Regions from separate parts of the Homo sapiens genome. Here region 2 is linked to region 1. The links are chromatin loops, found by intact Hi-C in ENCODE. Cell type or tissue: mammary epithelial cell. All regions are shown on one strand. Each heading gives the region's core, and the rest is flanking DNA. Links, peaks and the distances in the headings are about the cores only.

Region 1 (2,928 bases), core at 161-2,660:
TTGATAGCAGGTAAAAAGATTATGCAAGTGAGCTGTGCGCTGTGGCTCATGCCTGCAATCCCAGCACTTTGGGAGGCCGAGGCGGGCAGATCACCTGAGGTCAAGAGTTCAAGACCAGCCTGGCCAACATGGTGAAACTCAGTCTCTACTAATAATACAAAAAAATTAGCCAAGCGTGGTGGTGCACACCTGTAATTCCAGCTACTCAGGAGGCTGAGAGGCTGAGGCAGGAGAATTGCTTGAACCAGGAGGCAGAGGTTGCAGTGAGCCGAGACTGGGCTATTGCACTCCAGCCTGGCTGACAAGAGCAAAACTCCCATCTCAAAAAAAGAAAAAAAAAAAGATTATGCAAGTGAAATATTTAGTATTTTGACTGGCCTAATGACAACAGAAGACAACAAAACCTCAACTCCCATGGGACTAAGAATGGGATTAAACCAAATCGCCTACATTTGAATAATAACAAAAATCTTACTTGGTTAAAAATTAGTAAGGCTATTCCAACTAGAAATTAAATCTAGTGGTATTTAGCATTTAAAATAGAATAAAAGGGCACCCTTACTCTTCAAATAATATCTAAACCAATCCCCCCTTTCAGTTCATGCTTCTGGATTTAACAAGGCAATCTTAATTTATCATCATAATGACTCACAACGATGATGTTAGTAACCATGCAGTGTGAATACATGGTGAAAGGCAGTTTAGAAATTGTAATACAAAGAAGAATGATGCATGAGATTTCTGAATAAGATGAAAAGGACAGCTGCTGTTGAATCAGAAGTCCTGGCTCTGCTGTATGCATGGCATAGGTCCTTGTTCAACTGAAAAGCAGTTGGCCTCAGTTTCTAGCTGCCCTTCCCCAACTATAAAATATGAATAACACTCACTTCCATAAGATAATGAAAATGAAAACACTTTTCAACACCATGATGGTGTTTGTTGCTACATTTAATGAATCTAAATTACTTATTTTTATTTATTTTTTATGTTTTTAGGAGCAGAGGTTTAATAGGCAAAAGAAAGAGAAAGGAGAAAGGAAAACAGCTCTCTCTCTAGTGAGAGAGAGGGGACTTCCGAGAGAAAAAAGGCCCTCTAAATCACTTTTTAAAAACAATTCCTTTAACAGGGATATGAAAAACCATGTAAAATACAAATGTCAGCAATAAATGTAGATGTTGGAGTCACATATCCTTCCTCCAAATAGTCAATTCTCTTCAAACGATTTGCTTATTGGTGTTACTGTTTTTTGTTTTTTATTTTTTCCCTCCCTTTTCTTTTTTCTTCCAATCACAGATATCAAAGATGTGTTTCTTCATGGAAGCCAGCAGGTGGCTCTCTGGTGTACTACTGCCAAAAACAAAAAACAAACCCCTCAAATCCCCAACTTTCTTATAATCAATCCACTGTGAAAATTTATAATAATCCCCAAAACGGACAGCTAGAAAGCTCACATACAATCATTACTAACATCACAACCCTCCTTTAGTGCACTAACTTCAAAGGTGAAAAACAGTAGTTTAATTTCTGTTCAAAACTCAACAAGCTAGAATGAATTTCTCACCATTCTGACAGCTTCGCATAGGGAGGTAATTTGTTTTTTTCCTCCTCCCTATAGTAAATAGTATCCATTAGAACAAACAAATGACAACAAGCAAATTCAACGAAGAACACAAACATGAATACCTAAAATGGCAGAGTTTATGTTTCTGGAGGACCAGTATTAATAAAGTAAATGACACGAGTTTAGTATTGATTTATTTAAACTCATTATTGTCCTTATAGCATTCATTTCATAAATCTCAAAACAACTTTGAGCCAAACTCTGCTGAAGTCATATTGTTATAGGAAAGGGGTCCCGATCCAGACTCCAAGAGAGGGTTCTTGAGTCTCATGCAAGAAAGAATTCATGGAAGCCCGCAGTGCGAAGGGAAAGCAAGTTTATTAAGAAAGTAAAGGAATAAAAGAATGGCTATTCCATAGACAGAGCAGCCCCGAGGGCTGCTGGTTGCCCATTTTTATGGTTATTTCTTGATTATATGCTAAACAAGGGGTGGATTATTCATGCCTCCCTTTTTTAGACCACATAGGGTAACTTCCTAAGGTTGCCATGGCATTTGGAAATTGCCATGGCGCTGATGGGAGTGTAGCAGTGAGGACGACCAGAGGTCACTGTCATTGCCATTTTGGTTTGAGTGGGTTTTGGCTGGCTCCTTTGCTGCAAGCTGTTTTATCAGCAAGGTCTTTGTGACCTGTATTTTGTGCTGACCTCCTATCTCATCCTGTGACTTAGAATGCCTTAACTGTCTGGGAATGCAGCCCAGTAGGCTTCAGCCTCATTTTACCCAGCTCCTATTTAAGATGGAGTTGCTCTGGTTCACACGCCACTGACAATTTTAATATACATTCAGTCAAACTTCTGGTCAGATATAATAGATTAGTGTGTAGTTTCTGATAACTAATCATTATCCCCAGGTTTCATAGGTATGCCATGCCATGCTCACTACTCAATTGAATATATTATACTCAGAATCAGGTTCGTGATTTACAAGATATTGATCTAGGGGAATAGATTATGATATTATACCATGGATCTCTGAATTTGAGGCACAAACTGCAGTTTGGATAAAGACTGTTTAAAAGACAGTTATGTATTTAGATTTTTAATCATTACTAGCTAGAACAGATTATCTCCAGCCACACATTTGTTTCTGCCAAAGGAACTCAGAGTTTACTGTAAATATGGTTTATTAGGAAAGAAATGCTACAATTTTGGGTGCTACTCAAGGCTGGTAACTTGAATGAATTAATTACTTATGGCTTTAAAGTTAATTCTTACTTGAGGCTTTATAATCATACATATTTTAACATCAAAAGCTTGATAGTAAAAACTAAAAATGATTTTTAAAAACTCTCACAGTATTCCAGATT
Region 2 (2,928 bases), core at 263-2,762, 610 kb after region 1:
TTGCTTTTAGCATATTTCACCTGCCTTCACCATCATCTTATACAAGAGAATGATATTTTTAACTTTATATCTGAAACCCAATATACTGTTGACAGAGAGTAACAAAGAGTAACTGAGTTATAGAATGCCACACTTATACAACTTTCAGTACCAAAGTCTACACTGAGTCCATTCTGATCACTTTCCCTGTATGTCAGGATGAATCCCACTGGTTGTAGGGGTGGGGTAGGGGGAGTAGGTGGGATTTTTCTTTTAAATGTTCCAGCAAAGTACCTTTGTATTTTGTACTGTTTCTTTTTTTGTTACTTTTGCCTTAATGCAATACAATTTAACCACAGGAGCAATACGTTCTTTATTTTTGTCACAGTTTAAATTTTGTATAGTTTTACTTTATATTATATTGTCCATTAAGTTAATAACTTTAAGGTGATGGACACTTCTTTGACTTGTAAGACTTTCGGTCAAGCTATGTCCACATAAAATACCGCATCAAATGTATGTTGGAATATATGTTTCCTGTTATTGCTACTACATTTTGGTAACATGGAAACTGTGTCTGTGCGCATTTAGAGTCCAGAGCATTTTAGCAAATACGCTGCCCATTCAGAAACAAACAAAAATGCTTATTTGTACTGAGGCCAAAGCTAACAGAGTTCAAAATCCATCCATGTTCTATAAGAAAACAAGGCACGCAGTTCTCAGAGCATTTAAGACCAAGACTGCAGCATCCTTATCTTCACAGATTAATGACAATAAATTAATCATCGAATAGCTTTCTTTCCTAATATTGGATAAACTCATAAACTATACCATTTTTACAATTAAGATGCATTACTCTGATACCTTTTTCTGAAAATAAAAAAAAGAAATATGAAGAAAGACAAAACCAAAGTCCTAAAACAAAGGAATACATTATTGTTGTTTTCTTTCTTTCCTGTGAAGCAGCTTCTAACTATCGAAGTTGCTTTGCAAAGAGAAAAGTATAAGATAGGGGCCAATAAATTGTGTGTTTTCCCAACTCAGTTCCTCTGCCTTTGCAATAGGGATTTCCCCTGATAGCTACAGCCTTCTATAAGCCATAATTCTTGCCTTTCCACCCACGTACACTTTTACATAAAACAAGAAAGACTGCCACTGCATGTACTTCAGAGCAGTCAAAATGTAGAACCGGGAAAGTTATTCTGTAGTTTCCTAACATTACTTTCTCTCTTCTCTGCTGAATCATATAGAAAGCATGTTATAAATTGTCAGTCTATCATAACATGTGTCTCAGTCACTGCTCTGTGGAAGAGGTTGGCATTGCTTTGCATATTTCACTTCCTGATCATCAGTGTTGACATCTTCCTCATCCTCATCAGATTTCATAATGCATTTGAAATCTTGGGCCCTTTCTTGACTGAAAAATGCCTTTAGGAAATGCTCTGGGGACACTAGCAAGAAGATCATTGTTTTCATATTCATTTCCTAGGAATTTCTTCCATCATGTGCTCAAGAGGCTTCTAGCAATTCTAAATGCACAAAGTTGGAATAAACTGGTTGATGGACTAAACTGCAGCACAGCCCATTTGTGAAAGGGTAGCTTTTCACTTCACTGGGCAAAAATACAATTTAAACATCTTAGAAGTGTGGTTTTCAGTAAAATCAGTACCAAATGGGGTGTGCAGAAATGTAGCTGAGCCACTTGAATCTTTTTTTGTTGAAGAGTAACTTAAATGCCAACCTTTAGGGAGATCACATTTTAACTATTCTCTCAACGTGAGGTAGAATATACAGCAACTGCTGTATTATGACAAATGATAAATATTAGTCTCCAAGGATGTAAAAAGTAGTCATAAACCCAAGCAATGTTAATCATGAATTGACTTCATCTCATCTTTTCCTACATATATTTCCTGCAGGTCTTGAATAATGATGGTAACAATGATGGTAGAAACTGCCAGCAAATACAGTAGTCCTCTCTTATCTGTGAGGGGTAAGTTCCAAGGCCCCCATCGGATGCCTGAACCTTGGATAGGATCCTATACATGCTATGCACAAATTTCTTTTTTCTTCTTCTCAGTTTTCTGCACAGAAGATTAATTCTTACCATAGATCTTAGGAACTTCAGCATACAATTTTTTCTTCTTTATTAAGTCAAGAACTTTTACTTTTTCACTTAAAAGAAGCACTTTATGTTTTATTTTTAATTTTATTTTAGATGGAGTTTCACTCTTGTTGCCCAGGCTGGAGTGCAATGGCATGATCTCGGCTCACTGCAACATACGCCTCCCAGGTTCAAGTGATTCTCCTGTCTCAGCCTCCCGAGTAGCTGGGATTACAGGCGCCTGCCACAATGCCCAGCTAATTTTTTGTATTTTTATTACAGACGGGGTTTCACCATGTTGGCCTGGCTGGTCTCAAACTCCTGACCTCAGGTGATCCACCCACCTCAACTTCCCAAAGTGCTGGGATTACAGGTGTGAGCACCATGCCCAGCCGCTCTTTATGATTTCTCTTTGGCATATCTAAGTTTTCAGCATCACCACTCTTGTGCTTTGGGACAATTATTAAGTAAAATGAGGATTATTTGATCACATCACTGCAATCTCCTGACAGTTGATCTGATAGTGGAGATGGCTACTAAATGACCAATCGGCAGGGAGTGTCTACAGCATATGTACACTGAACACAGGGACTACTTCCATCCCAGGCAGAACAGAGCAGGGCAGAATGCAGTTTCATCCTGTAACTCAGAATGGCACACAATTTAAAATTTATGAATGGTTTGTTCCTGGAATTTTTCATTAAATATTTTCTGAATATAGTTGACCATGGATAACTGAAGCCACAGAAAATGAAACCAAAGATTATTAAAAAAACATTGTGTGTGCAGTTTTATTTAATGATCACAAAATCAAAGAGTTCCTGATATTACTCTAAGGCATACAA

The links. Hi-C counts contacts between places; a loop is a spot of excess contacts. Peaks named below come from ENCODE experiments on the same cell type or tissue, not always from the same donor. Only the 100,000 strongest peaks of a DNase experiment are listed, where the experiment ranks them.
Region 2: a loop joins it to region 1, with 12 times the contacts of the local background. A loop is called at or near these places in 3 of 110 quality-filtered maps.

The regions. Positions count from the first base shown.
Region 1 is chr16:60,202,161-60,205,088 of GRCh38, reverse strand. No RefSeq gene overlaps it. Among named protein-coding and RNA genes, the nearest start is that of LINC02141, 350 kb to the right of the region's middle. In mammary epithelial cell, for the core only: a CTCF peak has its summit at 1,329 (motif pointing right); no DNase peak of the experiment used is centred there.
Region 2 is chr16:59,591,789-59,594,716 of GRCh38, reverse strand. No RefSeq gene overlaps it. Among named protein-coding and RNA genes, the nearest start is that of LINC02141, 260 kb to the left of the region's middle. In mammary epithelial cell, for the core only: no CTCF peak of the experiment used is centred there; a DNase peak (open chromatin) is centred at 1,206.